Regions from separate parts of the Homo sapiens genome. Here all the other regions are linked to region 2. A link is a loop called in an ENCODE intact Hi-C map of the cell type or tissue named here. Cell type or tissue: natural killer cell. All regions are shown on one strand. Region 1 overlaps MAST4 (microtubule associated serine/threonine kinase family member 4). Region 2 has its middle 130 kb from the start of LINC02242. Region 3 overlaps PIK3R1 (phosphoinositide-3-kinase regulatory subunit 1).

Region 1 (4,000 bases), 350 kb after region 2:
AGCAAGCTTCATCTACAACATAAGGCCCCAGCTATGTATTAAAATGTATCTGATGTCCTGATTATTCTTTAATCGATATGCTACGATGCCAAAATCCACCCCCAGTTCTTTTCCTCAAAAAAGCAAATTTAAAACCTCTTCCAATGCCTGATGCTTATTACTCAAGTACTAGAAGATTTGGGTGCAGCCAGTAATTTTCCTTTTTATTCAAGAGCAGGGCTGGTGCAGGACTACTACAAAATGTGTGCTTCTTGGACTAGTCACTCACAGCATAAAGGCCTGAGTTTAAGAGTTTGAAAAGAAGGAAAAGAAAGCAAACAGAAAGAAAGTTGATGTGTGTTTATAGTCCCCGCTCTACCTCAGGTGAAGGCCAGACATCCACATCCACAGAAAGGAACAACTGGCCTTTTAGACAGTTGGACCAGGGATCCAGTGTCCATTGGGATGGCCGTGTAATGAAAATGGCTAGCTCCACTTGTCCTGGCCATTCCTAATGGAGGAGGATTCCAAATGCAGTACTTAGAGTAGTTCTTGCTTTAGATCTGGAAATATAGGTAGCCAGATACAGTACTATCAGAAACTCTGGTTAAAATACACATAAAAACTCAGAATCTACTGTGTTTAGGGCTTTCTTCCATCTTAACTTAGAATGTTTTAGCTTATAAAAATGGAACCTTGAAATAGTCTCTTAAACCACAGACCAAAACATGTAGGTGGATGTGTATATACACGAATATGGGTGTATCTCTGTTCACACACACCCAGTTTTGACCATTTTGCTTCATTACTACATTATGATAAATGGTAAAGCAAAAATCTTATTTAAAAAAAGCTGTAGTAAACGACGCAATCAGCAGCCAGGTATAGACTCTACATCCCAAACCAAACACGATGCTATATATTTACAAAGAAAATCATTTTCCTCAACAACCCTCAACTGTAAAGGTAATTTTTTTTTTTTTTTTTTTTTTTTTTTTTGTACAAACACTATCTGGTAACAGTTTTACCGGTTACAACTGGGAAGGCATCTGGAAGAAGGTCCCCTCTTTGTCTTTCTCTCTCCCCTGTCTCAATGAGGCTCCGAGCTCTGCCTGGCGGACATTCCCACACAGTGCTGGTTTTGAAAGGTAGTCAAGACACAGTCGCCCGTTCAGGACGGGTCTCCACAGTCCTGCCCCTGGGCCCTCCCCGTTACAAGGCCTTTTTGTGAGGGCTGCTACGCAAACTCTCTTTCCCCCGCCTCTGCCGTACCACAAAGTCCTTCTCATTAGAAAGAGAGATGGGGCGGTCAGTGTTTGGGGCTGGGGATGGCTTGGTCACGTCTCTGCCCACGTTCTGTTTCCTAGCTGGGGGAGGCTGGGCTGGGGCAGGGTCCTTCCCTTTGGTTTCCCCTACGGTGGCAGTCACCGAGAGAGCCCTGTCCCGGTGGCTGGCCCCGCCCATGGTGTTTGGGTCGGGGTGGTGTGACTCCAGAGGCAGGGTGGAGACCCGGAAGGAGGGCAGGGAGTCACTCTTTGTCATGTGGGTTCGGCCCTCCCCGGCAGGCTGAGCCTTCCTATGGTCCCTGTTGCTGGGGGCTGGAAGCTCCAGCATGCCCCCGGCGGCCTTGGCAGAAGAGGTGTCGCTGCTGGCTGCAGAGGCCTCTCTAACTCCGGCCCTGGTTTCAGGGAAGCTGGAGGAGCAGCTCAGAGACTTTTCCGGGAGGGCCGTGGATCGGAAAGAACTCTGCCCAGTGGCTGAGGGGGACCGTTTCATGCCATTGGGCTTGTCTGCCTCCGTCGGTGGCTTCTGGGGACCGGGCCCTTTCCCTCTGGCCTCAGGGAAGCCCTTCCCCACCCCCGCGGCTGGCCGCTCCGCGCCTTTCAACCGGTTCTCGCTATGCACAAAGGAAAGGCCGGCCTCGAGCTTGTCGCCCTCTGCTGGAGCATAAAGTGCTTCAGTGCATTTCTTCCCTTCCGCCCTTCTGTCGGTGTTGGCGGCCGGCTGACTCGGGCTTTTGTCTGTCTGTCTGTTGTCTGTCTGTTTGCACAGGGTGGGGCAATCTTTCACAGTGGATGGTTTGGGGTGCTTTGGAGACAGGGTTTGCTTTTCACCAACAGCGGACAGTTTCTGGTCCGCTGGCTCACTAGGCCCTGGGTGTCCCGGCCTTGGCAAATGCACAGGCTTCTCCAGCACCTCCAGGGGCCGCCCACCACTGGTGGGTTGTGGCTTGGCGTCTAGAGGAGCCCTGTCAGTGTGCAGTGGGACAGAGGGCCCACCTTCTCCCTGGCCAATCCCATCGCTGGCTTTGTTCTGGGAGCCTGGGGTAGCAGGAAACACATCCGGCCCACTCTTACTGTGGCCCTTCCCCTCTCTGCTAGAGCCACCGAGGGACTGAGTGGCAGGCTCTTTGCCCTTTGTGGCCCCGACACTTGGTTTCTGAGAGGAGAGGGACCGGTCGGGGTGCTTAGTCTTTGGAGGGCCCGGGTCAGGGCCAGGCCGGGGCTTGTGGCTGCTGCTTTCACTGTGCGCAGCAACAGGCTTGGGAGGGTCCTGGGGGCTCGAGCTGGGCTCTGCAGTGCTGGGCTTGGCCCCCGGCTCTCTGCCAGAAGCGTGGCTTGGGGAACTGCAATGCTGCCTGGCAGCCGGGCTGGACAGGTCTTTGGCCGTCAGAGGGGGCGGAGGGATGCTGCTGGGATGCCTTTGTAGAGGCTGCTCCTTCCTTTCAGGTTCCTTGGCACCATCTTTCTGCAAAGATGGGAAACTGGAGAGCTTTTCACTCTTCTCACTCTCAATTCCAGGTGGCTGCAGAGACCGCCTGGCAAGAAGCGCTTCGGGCTTGGGTTCCACGCCACGCCTCACCTTGCCCAGCTCCTTCTCACAGGGAATTCCAGCTGAGTGCAGAGAGGAGTTGTCTCTGGGCGGGGGCCTCGCCTCACCTGGGCCATCTTTGTGGTTCGTTTTCCCACCCGGCGCCCATGCTTTCTCCATGGCCTGGGTCTGTGTATAGAAATCTGGGTGGGTCCTTCCCACAGAGAGGAGATTTTTGGAGTTGTCACTGGTTTTCGCAGTTTCTGGAAAGCACAGTTCCATGGAGGGCTCTCTGCATGTGTCAGCCCTCGCAGCAGAGCGCTCGCTTCTGGCTGTGGGAGGGCCTCTTTCAGACGATTCCCTCAGGCCTGGCTTCTCCCTTGAGGGGGAAGCTTCAGGTGGGAGCGGGCAGCGTGGCCTGGCCAGGTCAGGGCTGTGGAGGTTCTGCCCCAGGCAGGTCAGAAGCTTGGGGTCAGTGGTGTGGTCTTGGTGTTTAGGGGAGCTGCCCTCTCTCTGTTGGGGATTGCTTTCCATGACTGTTCCAGGGCTCCTGGCAGTAGGATGGGGACCTTTCCTGTCCCTCTTGAACTCTGGGTCAGGCAGGGAAACTGCTGGTGAATTCTGGAGACCTCGGCTGGGGGGCAGGAACCAAGGCTCCAGCAGGTAGGATTTATTCATCTTTAAGCTGGAAGGAGAAAGCTCTCTTGCACTGGTGGTATCGTTCTTTTTCCCACTGCTGCTGGGGAGAACTGGTGGCACAGAGGCCCTCACGTCACCACTTGGGCTGGGGCTCTGTGCAGACTCTGGGGAAGGCAGTTCTGTCTTGGAGGCCTGAGGTCCGGACAGGAGAGCAATGTCCAGAGTGCCCTCGATCGGCTTCAGGCATGAGACAGACCTACCTTCCAGCTTATACTCGGAGGGGCTCTTCCTAACAGGGGACTCAGGAGCAACCAAGCCAGGCTTCTCCGTTCCACTGTCCACCCGGCCTGTTAAGGCCTTGAGGGGAACAAAAGAGACGGCACTCATCTGAGCTGCATGGGTGCTGCTGACAAAAGCTCGGCTCTCAGAAGCCGGCGGGGGCTCCTGCTGCCCACCCGTGGGTCGGACTGGGTTCCCTGGCAGGCATTCGTGGGAGCCAGCTGTCATCTTGGGCTTCAGCACAGGGCAGAGGTTGTCCTCTTTGTCCTCAAGTGACATTTTCTTTCGGAGG
Region 2 (4,000 bases):
CCAGGCTGGTCTTGAACTCCTCACCGCAAGTGATCCTCCCGCTTCAGCCTCCCAAAGTGCTGGGATTACAGGCGTAAGCCACTGTGCCTGGACTGAGATTCCTTTTCTTTGTACCATTTTGTTTTCCTCTTCGACATCGGCAAACTCACTTTTAAGCACCCCTCCCTATAGACAGAGAATCTGTAAGAAATATGAATTCAGCCTACACCAGCTGACTGGCCCCGTTTCCAGGACAGAAGCCAAGATTTGATTTAAAATAAAGAACCAGACAACTGAAACAAAAGCTTGTTGCCTGATTATCCAAAGAGTCTGCTTATCCAAAGCACACTTCGCAGGTTTCCACTTATTAGAGCTTGTGACAGCATGCCATACCATTGACCTCTTCTGAATGTAAGTGTACCTTGAGTACATGGACAGAGATTTCCTCCTGCCTTGCTGGCTGCCCCTTCTAAGATTCCTTTGCTGATTCATTCCTCTCCACTTGATCTTTAATAGTTGAAATTCCTCAACATTCAACCCTTGTCCCCCTTTAACCCAATGTTCTCTCTTGAGATGATTTCATCAACTCCCACAGCTCTTGTTATCATTAGAATGGCAAGAACTACTAAATGCACACCTCTAGACCAGCGCTCTCTCTGAACTCCAGGTCCCTTTTATCTACACAGAGATCACATTTATTGACTGTTCTCCAAGTGCCAGGCTGAGTGCTATACATGGATATTTTTATATAGCCTTTTATATTCTTTTCATATATTATTGTATTCATTTCTAAGTGTATATGTAATAACATAGATTCTTATATAAATTTAACTAATAACAAAGAGGAAGAGCCATCTCAATTTACCCAATGTTCCCCTTCCTAGACCACCTCATCCCACTCCTGGCCCCATGGATAGTTACCAGTCTGGTATGTATTCTCACTTGTTCTTCACAACTCAGTGAAGGTACTGTTATTCTTATTCCCATTTTACAGATCGGGAAATTGATGTATAAGGTTATTTTGAAACTTGCCTAAGTTGTCATGGATAGTAAACAGCAGAATGGGGATCCCAAGCTCAGGTTTATCACCCTTCAGTGGCCCTGGTCTTTTGGAAGCACCCTAAGTTCTACTGCCCAAATTCAAACTCACAGTTTTTCTTCCCAGCACTCATTCTCCATACTTGGTCCTTCTCTTGAGTCTTAATGTCAGCAAATGTACAACCAAATATCTACTCATTTATTAAGAAAACTTAGGGTCACCCTGAACCATTTCCTTTTTCTTTTCTTTCTTTTTTTTTTTTTTTTTTTGAGAGGGAGTCTTACTCTGTCACCCAAGCTAGAGTGCAGTGGCCTGATCTCTCGGCTCACTGCTCACTGCAAACTCCACCTCCCTGGTTCAAGCAATTCTCCTGCCTCAGCCTCCTGAGTAGCTGGGATTACAGGCATGCACCACCACACCTGGCTAATTTTTATATTTTTAGTAGAGATGAAGTTTCATCATGTTGGCCAGGCTGGTCTCCAACTTCTGACCTCAGGTGATCCACCTGCCTTGGCCTCCCAAAGTGCTGGGATTGCAGTCATGAGCCACTGTGCCCTGCCACCACTTCCTTTTTCATAGATCATATCAAATCGGTCACCAAACCTTGCTAACATCATTCTTAAACCTCTCTTGAATGTGTGAGATTCTCTCCATCACCACTGCCACAAACACCTCTTAACTAAAACTCCTTCCACACCTGCCACCTTCCAAATCAACCTATACACAATCACCAAATAGACCTTTCAAAAATGCTCAGGTCAGAGCATTTAAAGTTGTTGGTTTCCCATCTTAGAATCTTAGAATAAAGTGAAATATCATTAGTACGGCTTACAGGGTGTATTAGTTCATTCTTGCAGTGCTGTAAAGAAATACCTGAGACTGGTAATTTATAAAGAAAAGAGGTTTCATTCGTTCATGGTTCCACAGGCTCTATAGGAAGCATGACTTGGGAGGCCTCAGGAAACTTACAATCATGCCGGAAGGTGAAGGAAACAGACTCATCTTTTGTGGCTGGAGCAGGAGGAAGAGAGAGATGGCGGAGGTGCTACACAGTTTTAAACAACCAAATCTCATGAGCGCTCACTATCATGAGAGCCACACTGAGGGGGAAATCCACCCCCATGATCCAATCACCTCCCACCAGGCCCCACCTCCAACACTAGGGATTACAATTTGACATGAGATTTGGGCTGGGTGCACACAGACCCAGACCTTATCACAGGGCTCTCCAGTTTAATCTCCACCCCTTCCTGGCCTCATGTGCTAGCTCTCTGTACTCCAGTCACCCCAGTCTTCCCTGCCTTATTTCCCCCTCAGCGTGGCTCTCATGATAGTGACTGCTCATGAGATTTGGTTGTTTAAAACCGTGTGGCACCTCCCCCCATCTCTCTCTTTCTCCTGTTTCAGCCACGTAAAATGAGTCTGCTTCCTTCACACTTTGAAGATTGTGGTTTAAATCACACTCTTTTCAGCCACTGAGTCTTCACACATCCTGTTACCTCTACTTGAAGCTTGCTTCCCTCTCTTTTAAACTGTGTAATCTGTTCAGTACAAAAGGCTTATGTTAGCCAGGATAGCCTCCGATGACCCCTTCATCCATTTCTAGTCCCACTCTTACGTGCTCTCATATCCCTCTTTACTTTGCATTTATCACAAGTGTTGCCATGTAATTAATTCATTAGCTTAATATATGTTTTTCCTACTAGACAACAAGCTCCAGGAGGGCAAGACCAGCATCTCTTTCACTCACCCCTGTGCCTGGAACATAGTAGGCTCATAAATACCTATGAAATGAAATTCAGTATGACTCTTAGTAGGTAGCCTACTTAATTGGCTCTGAAGTTTCCAGTCCTGGAAAATAGGAATGGTACCACTAGCTTAGAGCTATATTACCTCTTTCGGGAAAATAGGATTCATGTCCAGTATACCAGGCTTCTGTAAGAATGTTCAGAGGCAGTTTAAATAGTTCAAGGAGTTAAGCTTGTTCTCCAGTGGACATCCCTAAGGAACAGAAATGGGCCACTTAATCTCCTGGCTTTCTCTCTTCCTTCTCCTCTCCAGTCATCAGAGGAAGTCTAAACACTACAAAGCGAGATTATTGGAAAATCTTTCAAACTTGCTTCTCTGTATATTTCCAAACAGCACCGCTCTAATGGATTGAAGTTTGCAGGATTGGATTCTAGTTTCAAGACAACTCCCCAAACACTTCACCACAGAAGAGAACATTAGAATTATGGTAAGTATAATTAAAATGCCATTGCATTCTAATATTGTCTCTTCCTCCATGGCTCCTACCCACAATTGGTTTTCTGTACCAACAAAGACGCAGCTGTATGATCAGGAGCCTCCATCTGTGGGCTTCCGTCTGTGGTTTCTTTTACACTTGAGCCAAGGGGATCTGGAAAAGTAAAACAGGTCCTATTCTTGATTTTATTCTTCTCCATTATTTATTGTGTCCAAAAACAAATAGCTGAAAGATCCTTTAGGGCTTTCCCTCAAATGAGTACTTCCAAGAAATTTAAGGGTAATTAATGATATGCCTTTGGTCTCCTGACAATGCTATTGTCAAGAGTTCAAAAGCAGTGGAGCGGGGATGCAGGGCAGCAGGAGGATAATCCTTATCATATTATCTGGGAATGAACTGTAAATGTCCGGAGTAATGGAATTGTTATGACTGTGCCTCATTCAACGAAAAAAGAAATTGAATCTGAAAATGATGAGGCACACAGTACTTCAGAACAGTTGTCAAACTTCTTCATTCCAAATACTTCCTTTATTTCCCACCACCATACTTCCATCAGTGGTTATAAAGCAAGTTCATTTCAAAGATTTTAAAGGCTGGGGAACAGGAAGCATCAAGGGAGTTGTCATGCTCTAGCTCTGATCACCTGGCTACTGCTTTTATCAGCTTTCCAGATGTTTGCTCTTTGCTGCAGCCTTTTGGAGCCACTTCTGCCACAGGCTCTGTATTTTTCAACGTGC
Region 3 (4,000 bases), 720 kb before region 2:
CTATTCAAATAGCACAACACTTTTGCCTAAATGGAATGAGGGCATTGCTTTAACCTGTGATACTTCGTATTCTTCCCTTTTTATTTCAAGTAAACTTTGAAAGAAGTTGATGCATTTTATCCAAATGTGTGTGCAAATTGTCATAAATAAGTCTCTGATTTGATACATGCTTCTAGTACATGATTTTGACAGAAATGAGATATTGGCCAATCAAGCATTTTTAATATCTATAAGATTCTTAAATTAGTTTGAAGGTAACTGGTGTATGGGTAAAGATCACAGAAATGTGAGATTGTATTTAAAAGTCTACAATTTACAGGCAACTACTTGCTAAGATTTAGTTAATACCACTAGAGGTTCCTTTCCTCCTGCAACTCGTCTTGAGGGTGGTACAGTGTGGTGCTGGGAAGCACCCATCCTGAAGTGAGAGAGGCTGCATGCAAAGACCAGCTCTTTACCAGCTACTAGTGTTGGACTCTGGGCAAGTTTCTTTTTCTTTCTAAGCCTCAACCTGCAAATAGCACTAAGTGGACTAAGTGAGATTAGGTAGGTAGAGCACACAGCACATGGTGCCTGGAACAAAGCAAATGTTCAATGCTTGCCTGCAATTGTGTTAGTAAGGAGTCACATTAAAGAAATTTCAAATTTTTCATCTCAGAGGTAAAACATTTCATCTTGCATGTATTTAAGAAAAGGAAAATGTAGCATCTCAATGTAATGAACTAAAAACAGTACTGTAAAAAAAAAAAAAACAAAAAAAATTGTAACCACCACCTTTTCAGCAAATCAAAAATGCAGGTAATTATTCAACTACATGCCCAGAATAAAGTAACAAAATTAATCGAACATGCACTGGGGTTTTACTAAAACTATTAAGTATCAACTCTTCTTTTTAAACCTTATAAACAAAAGATTTTTTTTCCTCTCATTTTAGGAGGCCTTAATTACTATTAACTAGTAGTCATCAGTATTATTAATAGTTACTATAACTATTGACCCCCACCAGGACCATTTCCTTCTCTTAGGAAATTATACATTAAATGTGAGACAATATAATGTGAAGATTACTAACTACAATTGCTAAGTTATAATTTAAAACATTTCAATATGTGAACTAAACAGCATTTGGTGCTGGTGAAAGATGGTCCCTTAGGAGTCCACTGAATCAAGAGACTCGTCATCATCTAAGCAAAACCCTCACTAGAAAATAGAATGAGTGGGGTTGCCTGGGAAGTGGAGAGTGACAGTGGTTTTGTATTTTGGAAAAAGATCACTGTGAAACTCACCTCATCCTTCTCTTCTAGAATATATGAAAGGCAACTGGTCTCACAGCTAGACTATAACAAAACCAGGAAGGAAAGAAGAAAGGAAGGAAGGAAAAAATATTTTCATTCTTAAAGAACATAATTACCCAAAATATTAAAGGCATGTAACAACTAGATTGGCATTCACCGAAAGCAGTTATGGGGATAAAAAACAGTTACAGTGACAATTCACTTATTTGGGGTAGGCAAAGAGGTCTCAGAGTCTGCTGCAGACTCAGGTTCCTGGCAAAGAAAACAAGAGTAAACATTTTTTGCATCTTGTCAAAGTTTTCCTTATTGAGGGCCAAAGTTAGATGATTCCAATCACAGAAGGGCTGGAGAGATGTGGTCTGACAAGAACTGGAGTTTCAGTTAAACAACTGTGAATTTTATGCTCCAATATGTTTAAACTTCCTCTAAATGTTAAAGCTGACCAGGTTTCTCAAGTTTCCCCTAAGGGGAAGATTAGACCACAAGTGACAGTTACAATATAACTGTACACATAATGCCAATCCAAACAATGAAGGCTAGTGAAGTAGAAAGAGCTGGCTTTCAATCCTTTCTCTAAAGCTGCTTTTAGTAGAACAGTACACTCAATTATAAAGGCAGATTTGTACAGTGTACCCAATAATGGCTTTTCTATATGATGGTTTAAATATAACATTTACTACATATCATATACGAATACATATTATATACAAATATATATTTATACATAAACATTTATATATAAGTAATATATATATAAAAGTTGAATATTATATAAATCTATAATGTTATCTACAACATTAAGAAGCACAAGCCAAGTGAGGGCTACACTGAAAGTTAAAATTTTAGCCAGTTAAGAGCCACAGTTTCCAACATGCAGGAGGAATGAACTGCCCTTTAAAAGTAATCACCTCTTTCCAGCCTGCGGTTCTGATGAGGTTCTTTTGCTGTAAGGAATAGTAACTCACACATCTGCTTTATTCTTTTCAGTTGTTCTTGTGTCTGTTTCCTGAGAGGAAAAATCTGCTTGTTTAACTCACTTTGTCATATCAGACCGCATCACACGTCACTGGCAAGCCAGGGAGTCATCTGCCTTTGGCTCCGGGGTGCCTTGTGGCTGGTCGGAAGTCAGCAGCATCAAGCAGTGTGAACATTAACCCCCGGCGCCCCTTTCGCTGTATTGCACAGTTGCTTAAGAGCATTGGGTCAACAGTCAGACTGTTTGGGGTCAAATCCCAGCTCCTCCACTAGCTGTGTGACCTTGGGCCATCTCTAACTAAACTTGTTTATCTTTAAAACAGGTATAATAAGGCCAGTGTCACAGAGTTCTTAGGAAAAGTAACAAGTCAATGGAATAAAAGGTTAGTGCAGTACCTGAAAAATAATGCGTGTGTTGAACACACAAATATATGTATATGGTCAATTTTATATGTATATATGTATGTGTATATACGTACATACATATGTTAATGTCTGTATTTCTTTAAAGTAGTCATATATAGTAAACATTTTCCCTGTATTATTTTTATTCTTTCTTTGTTGCCTATCTTTTGGAATATATATTTCTAGGTGTTTAGAAGATACATACTTTATAGTTTTATTATTTTGATAATTACTGAAGTTAACCAAAATGAATTAAGTTTAAATTTACACCTTTTTAAATTATAAAGCTTAACAATAAAAAGGCAACCTTTAGGTACTCCCACGTGAACAAGAGGTTTAGTGTATCTTTCCTGAGCTCCTGCTTATCAACGAATGCCTCTCAATTGCCTTTCCACATAACATATAAGGAGGAAGCTCAGTAAGTTCTTAAGTCACCATCTTTTCTCCTCAAAACTCTACTAAAATCAATGCACTATTTTTTTTTTTTTTTGGCATTTATTGCTAGAAAGGAGAAGAAAAACAACTTTGTTCCCTGGTAGCTAATATCTTGCCAGATATTTTGGCAAGGTACTTTAACATTATTCTTAAATAGAAATGCCCAAACATATTTTTCATTGATTTCACATGAAAAATACGGCAACACTTTCAAATCTGCACACGTGCATGAAAACTTCTTATAATGATGTTGTTCTATTTCACTTGGTTCCCTGTTTATCAACACTTGTAATTCTCCTGTTAGATATTCTCTCTATATATCTTCTCCCTCATTTTATGTTTTTATCCTTTGGATTCCAAAGAGCTTTATCTTGTTTCTCCTTCAAAACACAGACTTTATTTTCAGCTCATTACCCCCTTACACATGAATTTTAATATGCTATTACATTTTTAACTTAGTCTTTTTTTTATTGTTTCACTCCGATTTCATCCCATCTTACTGTCTTTTCATCTCATAACCGCCTGACTACTTTCTGTCCCTTTCATGAGGGACAGAAATAAATCATAATACTAAGTGGAAATACTATAACAGAAATAAATTATAATCAATCAGTTCTGGAGGTCTACTCTTCTTTCAAATCTCCAGTATGATCTCCCTTTTTCTTTTATAGATGGACATGGTTCAGTAGGCTCGGTTAGGTTTTTCCTGTTTATCACTAAACAAGGAAAGACCTACCCATGCCTGGTGACTGCTCTGAGCTAAGGGATCCACTTGGGTGCTAGTTATTTGGCAGTCTGAGATGAAAAGGCCAGTTCCAAGGTGGTTTTCATTTCAACATGGTTTTGGTTAGCCTGAGAGAAAAATCTCCTGCGTTCACCGCCTGACTTTC

What was found. A loop is a pair of places that touch in the nucleus more often than their neighbours do. Peaks named below come from ENCODE experiments on the same cell type or tissue, not always from the same donor. Only the 100,000 strongest peaks of a DNase experiment are listed, where the experiment ranks them.
Region 1: a loop joins it to region 2, with 6 times the contacts of the local background. A loop is called at or near these places in 2 of 110 quality-filtered maps.
Region 3: a loop joins it to region 2, with 5 times the contacts of the local background. A loop is called at or near these places in 2 of 110 quality-filtered maps.

Annotation. Positions count from the first base shown.
Region 1 is chr5:67,164,243-67,168,242 of GRCh38, reverse strand. It overlaps MAST4 (microtubule associated serine/threonine kinase family member 4), which reads right to left. Exons shown (of 29, transcript NM_001164664.2): 29 at 1-4,000. The coding sequence ends at 1,192. Among named protein-coding and RNA genes, the nearest start is that of CD180, 31 kb to the left of the region's middle. RefSeq lists an enhancer at 937-1,442 and a silencer at 1,883-1,932. In natural killer cell, CTCF peaks have their summits at 1,744 and 1,944 (motif pointing left); DNase peaks (open chromatin) are centred at 1,482, 1,932 and 2,222; H3K4me3 peaks cover 3,640 bases; H3K27ac peaks cover 3,843 bases.
Region 2 is chr5:67,513,614-67,517,613 of GRCh38, reverse strand. No RefSeq gene overlaps it. Among named protein-coding and RNA genes, the nearest start is that of LINC02242, 130 kb to the left of the region's middle. In natural killer cell, no CTCF peak of the experiment used is centred here; DNase peaks (open chromatin) are centred at 1,673 and 2,413; H3K4me3 peaks cover 646 bases; H3K27ac peaks cover 2,060 bases.
Region 3 is chr5:68,238,141-68,242,140 of GRCh38, reverse strand. All of the region lies in intron 2 of PIK3R1 (phosphoinositide-3-kinase regulatory subunit 1), which reads right to left. Among named protein-coding and RNA genes, the nearest start is that of PIK3R1, 24 kb to the right of the region's middle. In natural killer cell, no CTCF peak of the experiment used is centred here; DNase peaks (open chromatin) are centred at 433 and 2,380; H3K27ac peaks cover 2,353 bases.